Regions from separate parts of the Homo sapiens genome. Here region 2 is linked to region 1. Evidence: chromatin contacts called from ENCODE Hi-C or POLR2A ChIA-PET data. All regions are on one chromosome and are shown on one strand. Each heading gives the region's core, a stretch centred on a gene start or an enhancer-like site at or near the end of the contact. The rest is flanking DNA. Distances are from core to core; before and after follow the strand shown.

Evidence for each region. A loop is a pair of places that touch in the nucleus more often than their neighbours do. ChIA-PET counts read pairs that join two places held with the same protein, here RNA polymerase II (POLR2A). Pooled maps may share reads with other maps.
Region 2: a map of endothelial cell of umbilical vein shows a loop between it and region 1 (8-fold over the local background). The contact joins the promoter of KU-MEL-3 here to the enhancer-like site in region 1. A Hi-C loop is called at or near these places in 7 of 168 maps with a recorded cell type or tissue (MCF 10A, PC-3, PC-9 and 3 more) and 3 of 50 pooled maps. POLR2A ChIA-PET finds 5 or more read pairs at or near these places in 1 of 52 experiments (PC-3).

The regions. Positions count from the first base shown.
Region 1 is chr6:4,316,615-4,323,555 of GRCh38, reverse strand. No RefSeq gene overlaps it. Among named protein-coding and RNA genes, the nearest start is that of LINC02533, 170 kb to the left of the region's middle. RefSeq lists an enhancer at 6,083-6,583. Within about 2 kb of position 3,120, at least 9 of the 41 ENCODE cell types and tissues checked have a DNase peak (open chromatin) inside an H3K27ac peak, as active enhancers do; they include PC-3, PC-9, endothelial cell of umbilical vein and 1 more, where a contact is called at or near this core.
Region 2 is chr6:4,605,521-4,612,377 of GRCh38, reverse strand. It overlaps KU-MEL-3 (a long non-coding RNA gene), which reads right to left and starts at 1,813. Exons shown (of 2, transcript NR_122107.1): 1 at 1,566-1,813; 2 at 459-1,400.

The DNA of each region.
Region 1 (6,941 bases), core at 1,871-4,370:
GGCTCTAAGCTGCTGCTGCTGTTTTCCTTACCATCCATTTCCCCATAAAAGCGTGAGTAGTAATGTGGTTGAGGGGGAGGGCCAGAGGTGGAGAGATATAACTAGAAAGTTTTCTCAAAATTCATTCCTCAATACCAGGCTCTCTCTCACTCTATGTTTTCCACTGCACCTGGAACCACTCTATTTCATCTTCCCAAAGATTTCTCATGATTTTTGCACTAGATTCTGGGAACCATCAATATCTTCTGGCTTCTTGGGTAGAGATCCTGGGAAAGAGCCAACAGCTGGTGCTTGTCCATAATCATTGTATTTACTGAATTCCAAACTAACTTTTGTCTTGAATCTTTTTGCTTGAATAAAAGTTGAAATTGGATTATAAATCAATGCAACAGTCAACAGCAGCTCTACTGAAGCCAAGGTGGGGCTGGGTCCCATAGTGCTGCCCTACAGGGTTGGGAAAGAAAGACAAGGAAGATTCCAGGAACACTGAATACTGAAATCAAAGAAGCAGAGACAGAGATGATGTAATGTGCTTGGGGCAATATGAGCAGGCCAGTCTGGAGGAACAAGAATAAAGATAAGGTTGGAAAGCTGGGGGTGGGGTGTCAGTTCATGGGACTTTACATGACAATGGAGGAAGTTTGTTTTCTGCAGGCAATAAGGAGCCATGGATAATTCAGATGATCCAGCAGCATTATGATCTGATACGTTGTTTCAGGCTTAAAAGCCAAACTTCCCAATGGAAAGGCAAAGAAGCTGCTGGGGATAGGGGAGCTGGAGCACTGGGCTTTTGTCAAGAACTCTTGGCTGGTGTAATCGAAGGTAGGAAATGCTGGAAGCACAGAGCAAGAGCAGAACTTTCTAGTTCAGCCTCCGGATTTTACAGCTGAGGAAACGAGGCCAAAGAAAATCAGAGACTAGCCAAGTGTCAAAGTGAGTTAGTGGCAGACCTGGGACTAGAATACTGTTCTTTGGACACTCACACCTATGCTCAGTGCTGGCAGCAAGGCCTTCACACAGTTGTGCAGTTGGAAGTAGCCAATGATTTTCGAAAATTCCTATTCATGGAGGAAGACGTATAAAATGGTCAGATCATGGAAAATGACATTCCAGTTGGGTCTTTCCAACCCACTGTACAGGAACAGCTTCTCAGACAAAGTGTATTTGCCCGTGGTCTTTCCAATAAATTCTCAAATAGATGTCAAGATTGAGCAGTCAACTTGGTCACTTCCTCAAGCAGGCTTTTGGACTTAATGGAAAGTGCACATCCAGCCACCTAAGCACTTGAGCCCAAACCCTGGCTCAACATCTGGTCCCTGTTTCTCAGTGTCAGGTTGAGTGGATTGTGCAAAGCACACATGCCTCCTACCAATTTAGCAATTGATAACTTGCTCTGGGGGAGCACTTACAAGGAGTCCTCTTGCTCTTTGTCTTTATTCTCTGGCTATTGGGGGTTTTTTAGGTCACAAAGAGGGAATGGGACAGGGAAAAAACTTAAAAAATTATTTCTCAATCTCAAACTGGGAGCCAAGTAACTTAACCTACTAATTGTTCTGAAAGATTTCCTTTGCTCTTTCTCCTTCAACACAACAACCTCTTGTCAGAAATCATTCATTGTGGCCTGCAGAAATTACACACTAAATTCCAAGGTTGGCCACTAGTATAAAATAATAGATCATTAGTAGACTTCTATGAATTACACATTTATAAAATAGTCCAAAAACACCATCTGGGTTGCTGCAGGTCTGCTGGGGAAACAGGTAGGGAGATGGAAGGGTCTGTGTCTTGATTCTGAGCCAGACATTTGATTGATGACTATATCGGACAGTTGACGTCTCATCTTCATTAGCAAATGTATTCCTATTATCTACTCAATGACCTAAGATCAATGTAAAAAAACAAAAATGATAACAAAAACCTTTCCCGAGCTCAAAACTTTCATGTTATTTTTTTTTCAAATGTTTCGACTGATTGGAAGAATTAAAATGAAATTTACTTCAAAAGCAGCAAACATGAGTGATGTTGTGTGCACATGAACTGGATTTATTAGGTTAAAAAAAAAAGCCCAAATAAACCATCTTAAAATATGCTAATACATGTCCATAGCACCCACAACACACTTTTCCCTAATGTTAAATATGAAAATACAGTGCAAATCACCCCGGAAATGTGTGGTGGAAAAAAAGGTATACCGTGGCTGAGATAATCAACACACACTGATTACTGTTTTTCTAAGTGCTTATGAGTCTTTTGCATTTCTTCTATATAATTCAGTATCAGAGTTAATGACGTATCATAGTTTTCTCTGATTCAGAAGCACCTCAATTCCTGAAAGTTTTTGCTCCCTTCAAGACAACTTATCTGCAGCAAAATTACCAATAAATCTCTCAGCATGAGAAATAACAGGGCTGAATGACTTTGTGATGAATAAAGAGGGTGGTTGGCTTCTCTCCATTCATCCTGATAATCTTCATTGCTATGTAAACAGTAAGAAACATTATCATGATTCATGTTCAAGTCAGTTCTCAGCTCAACACTGTATCCAGAGAAATGCTACCTAGTAAACATTTTATTAGGATTGCAAGGCACCGGCAAGAAAATGGCAAAAACATGACAGCCTGAACTTGTAAGTGAATGTGTGCATGAGAAAGAGGAATACTGAGAAAGAGTAATTAATCTCTGTGAGATCAGACACATTTAGCAGCATGTCTAATAAATGAATACTCTTCTAAACATGGTTAAACTATTCACTTTTCATTATTCTCATCAGAATCCATGTTAACCCAAGTTAGGAGATAACAGGAATAAACAGTAAATCCCACAATAAGGGTTTCAAGTCCTTCCTATTTTTAACATCCCAAAACTTAGAAGTATGAAATCAATATGATCATTACAGGGGTGCTGAAAGGCTGGGGTTGGGTAGATATTCTAAAAATGTCTGAGAACTGATAGGATCATATTTCCAAACAAGTCCAGACTTCTGTCATCTGTGCCCAGTTGGAAGAAAATTCTCAATGTAAGAAAATCATTCTCAGGCAGGCACCTGGAAGAATCTGTGATTGCCAAAACATTTCCAGTGAACCACTTTCCCTCTCAGGATACAAGGCCCCGATCCATTTGCATAAAGTCCTAATGCTAGAAAATCAACCAGAGTAGATAAGATCTGCCTGTCGGTTTCAAGCCAAGAGGAAAAGAGGAAGCCAGACACTCCTCCAAAGCTTTCTTTCCCCTTAGGATTGCATCAGTTCCCACTCTATGGGATTATTTTTAAACGCTGGTTTAAAATATTCCATAGCCCAGCTGTTCAATACCACAACATAAGGTCAATTTTATATAGTTGTACATCCTTGAAGAGCTAAAGTAAGGTGACCCAAAAGGCCAATTTTCCCCACCAATAAAATATTCATTCTTGGAAAGCTGCCATTGTGTTATGACACTTATATTTCCTTGTTTCACTAATGTAAAATTTGAACTTTGAAATACATTTGTGGATTTAATGTTTGTAGTTCTCAGGCTTGGATCACAAGATCTCAGTGTGTATCAATTACGTTTGCTAACAATGAACTGAGCCTAGATATGTCAAATCCAGTGATACTTCCCAATTGCATAGAGCCCAATTTAGCCAACCAAATTTCTTTTGAATTGTCAGAATGAGCATTGCACCTGTGAAATAGTCAAAAGAGGAGCTACTCTGGGAGGCTGAGGCAGGTGGATCACTTGAGGTCAGGAGTTCAAGACCAGCCCGGCCAACATGGTGAAACCCTGTCTCTACTAAAAATACAAAAATTGGCCGGGCATGGTGGCCTGCACCTGTAATCCCAGCTACTCAGGAGGCTGAGGCATGAGAATCAATTGAACCCTGGAGGTGGAGGTTGCAGTGAGTCTACATGGCACCACTGCACTCCAGCCTGGGCGACAGAGCAAGACTCAGTCAAAAAAAAAAAAAAAAAAAAGAAGAAGAAAAGAAAGAGGAGCTACTGCAACATAGGATGGTGAGGAAGGGAGGTACTTAACACAGACTAAGGAGCAAGAGCAACTAGCAAGGTTCAAATCCAAGCATGCCACCTGTTGGTTTAGCTGAGGGTCTGTGCCTCAGTCTTCTCTTTCAAATGAGGAAGGAACTTCCTTCACAGTTTTGTTTGGAAGACTAGATGAGATCATACCTGTGAAGCTCTTAGAAAAGGTTTTAGGCTGTGGTGAGTGTGCATGGTGTTTGACATTAGCATCCTCACGAATCAGCAGAAGCTTTTTTGTTTGTTGATCCTCACAAAATTCCTGTAGAGAGACTCGTTTTACAGATGAGGAAACTGGGACTCAGAGTGGTTAAATAACGTACTCAGGGTGATACGGTGAGAAAGAAACATCCAGGAATATTTGCTTGTTTTCTCTTTTGTGCTGTTGCTCTCTAGATACTGTATTTTACTTCTTTTTTGAGCTAACCAAAATTTTTATTTCAGTACTTTGAATTATCCCTTTTTCTCTTCTTCCTTTTATCACATCTTCCCTTTCCCCCTTTTCCTTTCTTCCTACAAGAATATTTTTAGCATCTCCCATGGACAAAACGCCCTTTTAAGCCTCACAAAATAGATGCGCATTGTTAAAAAGCAAGGAAGGCCTCTGGTGCCCTTGTCTCCCAGAAGGGAAGAAGGCTCTGTATCCTCCCCACTTCTTTGATGTGGCCTAAGAGCTTTCAACTTCACTTTTCCTTGAGGTTCATTCAGTAGCCCCTAGCAAGGAGCTGTTCCTGCCCAATCAGAGATCTGAAAGTCAAGTTCATGTGCCCACAAATGGCTCCAAAATAAAGTCTCCCCTAAGACCCTCATCTAAAAGTAGGTTGCTCCCTCCCTAAAGAGTGCGTCATTTTAATGATACAAAAGATCCTGGCTCAGAAGCACTTTATGTTCCAGACTTTCCCAGACAGTGCTGACTTCAATATCATTTTCAAGAAAGATAATTCCTTAAATGTAAGCCTGTAAGAAAAACTCATTTTTCCTTCCTTATACTCACACTTAACACAGAACACTTCTGTAACCAAATATGTGTGGGGTTTTCCCACACCAACTAGTTCTCCAATTCTCTTCAGACGCCAACTTGGTGTTCAATAATTCAATTCAATTCTGACACCATCTACCTGGGATTAGCACAGATCCCACAGGTTAAGTGTTCAGTTCCTCCTGACTCCTCACCCCACTTCAGACACCAATCACAAGTGATGGTCTCTAGGTTACCCACAACCCCTGTCTGACTTGGTTACAAATAGGAGGGTCCCATAACCTCCTCCTCAGTTTTGATCATTTGCTAGAACAGTTTGCAGAAGTCAGGGAAATACTCACTTATATTCACCTACCACTTTATTACAAAGAATATTACAAAGGATACACACACACAGCCAGATAAAGAGATGCAGAGGGCAAGGTCTGAAAGGGTCCCAAGCACAGGCACTTCTGTCTCCATGGAGCTGAGATGCACCACCCCCAGCACGTAGACGTGTTCATCAATCTGGAAGCTCTCAGCCCTATACTTTAGGGATTGTTATAGACACAGAAAAATCTATGATGTAGATCTTTCATGGCATAGGCAGGATCAATTTTTAACTAAATCTCCAGCCCCACTCCTCTACCCAGAGGATGGAGAGTGAGGCTGAATGTTCCAAGCTTCTCATCATGGCTTGATCTTTCTGGTGACAAACTCCATACAGGAGTCCACCAAGAGTCACCTTGTTAGAATGAAAGATGCTCCTATCACCCAGGAAATTCCAGGGGATTTAAGAGCTCTGTGCTGGGAACTGGGTCAGAGACCAAATATTAGGACAAAATATTCTCCTCGCACCCCTATCACTCAGGAAATAACAAGGGTTTTAGTGGCTCTGTGTCAGGAATCAGGAGCAGTGACCAATATCTATATATTTCTTATTATACCTCAAAGCCCAAATGTAATTTTTTTAAATGTGAGTAATGGCTGCATTTTCTGTAGGAAAAAAAAAGAGAACAAGACAAGTACTCCCTCACCAGAAAATAGAATAACTTCCTGGCCTCATCAACATGCCACCTCCAGCGTCAGCATTGGCCCAGAAATACAACCATTTTATATTTTCAGAAGCTTGACTTCAGTCTAGCCAAAATGAATTAAGCTCACCTGGTTTCACTATGCATGTGGATGCATGTGTACACAAAATGTGATCATGTGAGTTTTCCTTCCAGCAGCAGTGAGCTGCAGAGACCGGTCTTCTAAAACAAAAGGCATGGGCAGCAGGGCTGTGGAAACGGGCTGCCTAGAAATGCTGTGCTCACACATGTGACTTTGAATCCCAGATGATAGTTTGCCAAGCTAATGTGATTAATGTGCCCTTGTAGGTGACGTTTCCTGCTATTTCCTGTTCTCCAGTAAAAGCCGATCACACCCTGCCTTACAGCCTCCAGCAGGGTGGGGGAGTTGAAACAGGAACTCCTGCATCTCAGCTGCTGTGTAGAGGGGTGGCCAGTTCCTCAAAAAGGAATACCACCCTTAGGGGATTTAGAGCCGCTGGTCATCCTGGTTTTCCATCCTCACTCTCCCTCCCTGCCCACCACCCCAGCCCCGTGGACGTCCAGCAGGAAGTGGCGGCCATGAGGCAAGCAGCTGTGGCTAGAGATCAGCCAGAAGCATGTGGGCAGAGGTGGCTCAGAACAGCCTCAGAAATCTGGAGACGGAGTTGTAGAGGACTAAATGCTAAAGCTAAAGAGAGGAGAGGAACTTGAAGATGGCCTATGCTAATTTTTCCTGCTTCCCTGGAAAAGAACTGAGGCCTAGCATCCAGTTAACTAGTGGCAGAGCAGGCTGGACTTGCTACAGACTGTCCAGTATAGGACTAAATAATTTTTTTAAATGTAATGGGTGTCAAAGAGAAAATGGATGAAAACGCTTTTGCCAAATGGGGAGAGGAATAATGAGTGGCTTTTAAA
Region 2 (6,857 bases), core at 564-3,063, 290 kb before region 1:
AAAATGCTGCTTCAAAGATGTTAACCTGGATGCATAGAAAATTTTCTTGTTTTTTTGTTTTTTTTTTTTTTTTTTTTTTTTGAGACGGAGTCTCGCTCTGTCCCCCAGGCTTGAGTGCAGTGGCATGATCTCGGCTCACTGAATAAGTGTTGACTATAGAAAAAAAGAGAAAATTAGAAATGGTACCTTGACTCTACACTTCTAACAATCGCAGTCTGCTGTATTCTGGTAGTTTCCTGATGCGAAGGACGTTAAGCAACGTGTGTGTGTGTGTGTGTGTGTGTGTGTGTGTGTTTTAAATCTAGGATTGAATACAGACCATCTATTTTGGGTCTGAATGACCCAGTCTGGCAGTGGGTGATCTCATTCCATTGGACAATTTGGTCCAAAAAGCATTTCATTAATTACACTCAGCGCAACAACTTGCCCAGGAATCTGCTTCTGTGCTTGGAGAATAATCCCACTTTATAAACAATCCACTTTATTTAGCACAGGCCTTCAAGAAAACACCAGACACTGACATGATGAATTGCTCTCTTGGGAGCACGGGTGGGTGAGACTGGGGAGGAGGATGGGAAGTGAGAACTTGGTCCGTTTACCGGAAGACAGCAGCACACAGATCTGCTTGCACCCTGTACCTCATTGTCTAGGATAACAGGATTCCACAGCCTTGCCCTGATAGAAGCAACTCGGCAATTAATGGGTTGATGGCCCACAGTCCTTCCAAGGAAAACCCATGTTTGCTTGCTGCAGCCACGTGGACAACAGGCAGGCTCACCACAATGCCTGCAGGCCCTTCCTGGTCTCTCAATTTCACTCCTTCAACAAGCGTTTAGCAGATGCCTCCTCCTTATTACCTTCTGTATTAGGTGCTGGGGATACACTGGGAGAAGGTTCTTGTTCTTAAGGAACTTCTGATCCTACAGCAAGCCAGTGATGAGGGGAGAAGTGGTAGAATGGGGGGGATTCACAGCATGAGCACACAGAGGAGGGATACTCACTATGGGGCAGGGAGTGGAGGCTGGTGCTTAGTCGTCAGCATTCATTCTCTGGAACTCTGTGGACCCGTGCTTCTATATTTGCACATAGTAAGTTCTAATTTAACCATGAATTTTGGAAAAACCGTGATCATAGAGTTTCTTTCTCTGTCTTCCTTTCTCATCTCTTCCTCCTTTCTCTCTCCTTATGAACAGCGGTCTTTTCAAAGTTAGCCCATAGGATTGGGACCAAGCCTGAGATTCCAAACAGTGTTGGAGAGGGTGGAGTGTAGAGAAGCACCTGAGTCTCATGGTGAAGTTAGAGACAGGGACCCCGAGGCCTGGCATGATTGGAAGCAGGGCACAAAGATGAGTGTAGAGCAGAGGCCAGCGGGAGGGTAAGGAGCCTGGAGGTCAGGAGGCCTGCAGAGGGGAGAAGAGCAGAAACAGGGTCGGGAAGTGCCCCAACCCAGCAGTCCCTGCCTCCGCAAACAAGACTTGCTGGACACCAAGGCAGCCTCCTGACCTGACTTGCACACCAGTCACACACTTGCCTCCCAACAGGAATGACTAGACTCCGGAGCTCACCTGAGGCCTGCAGGTAGGAGCTGGAGAAGGATGAGGTCGGGGCGAGGAGTTCGCGGAAGCATTGGCAGGCCTGGACTCTCCTTTGCGCTGTTTCGTGGTTTATTTCCCAGCTCTAAACAAGGACGTCCTGCAAACTTCTGATGGGTTTGGTTTTGTGGTAACTTCTTAGAGAGCTCAGAGCATCAAGGAAGAACATTTCCTCAGGATGCTGAGGCGTGGACTGGCTTTCATCTCAATTTTCTTCAGCTGATTTCCTTCAATGTTGTTTTTCTCTTTTGAACAAAAGAATATGCTGTTTGTTCGGTCACATGGACTTGTGGTTACTCACCCGTGGAAGGAGGCCACCCCTCGAGACTCTGGCAAGAGCAGGGGAAATTCCTTTCAACACCAGCCCCGAGGAATTCTCATGATCCTGGTTTCCATTTTGGTCAAATTAAAGATGAAAGGACTCGATCCAGCACTGAGGAGGACGATAGTTTTGATTCTGAGGGAGACACAGCTAGATGAAAAACCAGGCTAACCTTTTATCTGGTATGAGAGTGGAGAGGCACATCCTGTGACAAATTGAGCATCCATTGTGTGAGGAATTCCTGCTTCAGGCCCCATCTCAGAAATCAAAGCCTTGTAGGTGAGGAGAAACAACCGTGAGGCGGCAGGTTTATTTATTTATTTTCCCACCAAAGTCTTAGATAACTTTACTGGGTGCCTGCCTTCTTTTTGGTTTTGTGTTTGCATAATTTTAGAAATGCCATTAGGAATAGCTGCTTTCCTAGAGAAAGTTTCCAGTTGGTAAAAACAGGACAAGCTGTTTTCGATAATCATGAACCTTTTCATTTGAAGGGTTCTTTTCCATACTCCTGACTCCCACCACCTCTGATATAGGTAATTCCATGAACTTTAGCACTTCTTGATTTGGTATTCTTTAAAAAATTTTAAATTGTGGCAATATACACATAACATAAAATTTAACATCATATCCAATTCTTTTATTTTTAAAAAGATTTATTTATTTATTTGAGATAGGGTGTCGCTCTGTTACCCAGACTGGAGTGGAGTGGTGTGATTACAGCTCACTGTGGCCTCAACCTCCTGGGTTCAAACAATCCTCTCACCTCAGCCTCCTGAGTAGCTGGGGCTACAGGCTCACGTCCCCACACTGTTTAATTTTTTAAATTTTTTGTAGAGATGGGATCTCACTATGTTGCCCAGTCTGGTTTCAAACTCCTGGCCTCAAGCAGTTCTCCTTCCTTGGTCTCTGAAAGTGTGGAGATTATAGGCATGAGCCCCTGTGCCTAACCTCCGGAAGTCTTTCCATCCTCCCGAACTGGAACTCTGTACACGTTAAATCCTAACTCCCCACTTCCCTAGCCCCACTCTGCAGTCCCTGGCATCCCCTTTCTACTCTCAGTCTCTACGAGTTTGACTAATCTAGGACCTTATATAGGTGGAATCAGCAATACTTGTCATTTTGTGACTGGCTTATTTCACTTAGCATAATGTCCTCATAGATTTGGCATTCTTTTACTTTGTCTTTAAAATACTATTTCCTCTTAACATCCAAGGGCTAACTCATTTAAACTTTGGAAAGGTCATCAATAAAATTTAAAAATATTTCCTAAGCCTGGAAATTGTAAAGACAAGTATGGATCTGTGAAACACCCTATTGCTTGCAGCAGAGCGGAACATCTCAGAGGTGAAAAACCAAGTGAAGAAGAGGCTCGTGTTAAGTGGCGCCAGCTGGGAACGTCCTGTACAGTAGGGCGCTGAGCCCTCAGGCCCGCAGCCAGGGGTAGGGGATTCTCTGCAGATGTGCCCTCCTCATGGCTGGTGCCGGTGGTCACGCTGCTCTCCTGGGGCCGTGGCGACAGCTGTCCATGGAGTAGGGCTGGCAGCGGCTCTGGAGGGAGGCATCTGCCCGGGCTGTCACCGGAGTGAAAGAACAGGAGGCAGCTGCGCAGAGGCAATGGCAAGGACAGGAGCAGAGGACACAGAAAAAACACCCTCGATCTCCTTGTGTGCTTTCCCCCAAAGCACAGGCCCCAGCCTGGTCATCGTGCCTCCCCAAAGTCAGGGAATACCCCAGAGGCTGTTCCTCCTCTCCGTGTTCAGGCCTGGCAGTCTGTTCTTGGACAGAGAAGGCTCATGCCAAGGCAGCTGCCCGGCAGTGTCACACGAATGCTGGAACAAGGGGGGCTGGGTGAGGACACCAGACCATTCATCTCACAGACACGGCCTTTAAAAGCTCCTTGAGGTTTTCTTATGTCTCAGTAGCAATGCAAATAATCTCTAAGAACCGTGACACCATCTTTTTCAAAGACATGTAATTTGCTACTGTCAATAACACGGATTTCCCACCCGAAAGAGCCAATGTGTTTTCTCGCTATTTATCAAATCTTTTATACTCTGATGACTAATGGAAAATACAATGGCAATTTGTTACTGTTTTGGCATTGTTTGCTATCAGAAGTGACACTGGAACAAAGGGGTAATAAGTTATGGTTGCATTCAAAGTTTATTCTCTCCTGCGGGAGTATACACACTCACATATCAATAGGAGTTGATAACTATAATGTGTGTAGCCTTTATGAATTATCTGTGTAATAATTTTCACTTTAAAAAAGCATGTTCCCATCCGTCAGTTCATTTCGGCATCACGAGAATGTTTATGATATTGTTTCAGTTGAACAGAACGAGACTTAAAGGAGAAATGGCTTGTCGAAGGCCCTATAGGAAGTCAATTGGGGCTAAAATTAGGTCTCCTGAGTCTTAAACCAGGGCTCTTTCCACTAAACTGTACTTGAGAAGAAGGTGTCAGAACCACAGGAAGCATGGTGAGAGATGTGTTTCTTTCTCCTGCTGACTTCTCCCCAGCCCCAGCCCAGACAATTCTGAAATGTTAGAGTAGTGATTGCTTGAGAACCAAGGGGACTATTTGGCTGAGCTGTTTAAAATTGCCGTTTTTAAAAGATTAAAACAGTCAAATATCAACAATTGCAAATGTTTCAAACTAATTGCTCTCCCCAGATTTATATAAGGTTATATTTCCCGTGTAGCGTCAAATTGGTCTTTTTATTGGTTAATTTGGCTGGTCGCTTTGCTTTCAATTTTGCTGCCCCTTGGTCTGAAACAGCCAGTGACCTCAGATCATTGTTTTAGTGGCTTCTGTAACCAAATCGAGCCAATTATAGAGGCAGCTGGCCAAACCATGCAATTAACCCCAAGCAAGGCAATTCAGGGTCATGTAAGTATGACTCACAAATGACCAGCCTATAAGAATTTTCAACAGGTCTAACCTGCTCTTGGTTACTGCACATTTTGCCTGAAAAAACAATTAGATCATATTCTTTTTCTGTTCATCTGGCATACGTTTGCATGAGTTCTGGTGAGTGGGAGATTTCCAAGGCTGTTACAGGGGGATCATTAGAAAATCAGGAGGGATCTTGGCCGAATGTCAAGAATGAAGGAGCAGCAAGTCAAGCCGCCAAGGAAACACACATTAGAGTCATTCGTTCTCACCACTCGGCGGAAGCTGGTAACTCGCTCCACTGGCCAGGCTTCCCACCATCTGGAGTGGAGTCCGGGTGCTCCTACCAGGGATGGATGAGCTCCAAGTGCAGGCAGCCTGGCACAAGGGCCGCGGCCACCAATGCTGGAAGATAGAGCCTCCTGCTTCCTGCAGACAGCAGAGCAATGAGGATGGCGCTTTGTGCCTTTTCTGGTTACAAGGTGCTATTGTGAATCACTTGATGTTGAGCGTGAAATTACATGGAGCTGTGAAGCCTTTGGTGCTGCCGACTGGGAGGAGCAGTGTTTCCAAGGTGTTTCTCTGTGTCCCTGTTTCTGGCAGCGAGGGCTTCATTTTCACTTTGCGTTCCAAGTGGGGAGAGTTTACAAAAGGGCAGGGCAGAAGAACAGTGGTTCCCACAGAAAGATTACAGATGCATGGGCTAATGTTAGAAAGACAGCAAGGGGCAGCTGCCCACAATCCCGGCAGGAACGTGTCAGACCATGCTGGAGGAAAGCAAAGTCAATGGAGAATGACTTGGTGCAGTGGAAAGTCAGCTCTATGGACCAAAATCCTTCAGCAACCCTGATTTGTAACATTTGCCAATATCTGTGGTGTAAAAAATACTCCCACTGTGGCCAATTTCAAATTGCCAATAGCTTAACAACTGGCTTGCAAAATTTCTGGGTGTTTGATACTCTTCTCTTTAGAGCCTGTGTGAGTTGGCTCCAAAGAGGCACTGAGTGGCTTAAAAACGGAAATCAGGCAAATGTATAAGCAAAGTTAAAGTTTACGTAAGGATATTGGGGTGAGAAGCAAGTGTCTCGGAGTGACCCATCCCCTGCCCTATTTCGTTTGCCTCCCTTTTTTGTAAGTTCTCCAAGGATCAGCACTCCCTTGACCAATCACAAGCATCCCAGTCCCAGGTGACCTAACCCACTCAGGCCCCACCCCTGCAGTCCCTAGAGCTGGTGGTCTTCCTACAGACCCCCTTCTACACTTGCGTGGCATCAGCAACGCGTGCTGCACCTGCAGTGCAGAGGTCTCGGGTTCCAGCAGGCAGGCTGAGCACTGAGGGCAGGTTGCTTGTCTCCTGGAGGGAGCCGTTGAGGAGCTGTCACTTCGCTGGAGCATGTATTGGCCTCAGATTCCTCCCCTAGCGGGCTCCATGCATAATTTTAAAAAGCCAATTGCAGGAGTAGGAATTCAGTTCAATTGTGGGGAAGGTAGAACCCAGCTTTTAGGTAGTGTGGGTTTATAATTCTATAGGATGGGCTTATTCAGAAATAAATTCATGTGACTCTGAGTGAAGAATTGAGTATCTAATAATAAATTTTTCTTCCAGTTATGCAACCATTAGTGCTGTGTTTGTGTTTTGGCCAACACGCTTTTTAAGCTAGGCCTCAGTTTCCTGAGTGCAAAAATGAGTGGCAGAAATGAACTGAGGTCTGAGGCTTCTGTCTGTCCTGGCATGCTGTGGTTCTGGGACGCTAGTGGTGCCAGGGCACCGTTTCCCCACACTTTTCCATAAAGTCTTCAATCCCTTTATACATTTGATTGTTGGTTTTTGTACTCCTGGGACACCTAGTGCTCCACTGAACATCACTATTTAGCTGTGCCACAAACAAGGTATTTTTTGGCTACACAAACTTGGAGTGCACTGTAGGTCAAACTAGCACTTTACTATGAGTTTTCCTTAGAATCTCTGATAGTCCAGGGTACATTGTGTATGTCTGTTTCCAAAAGGGAAACTCAATGCTCATGGATTCCCAAATGTTTTAACTGCA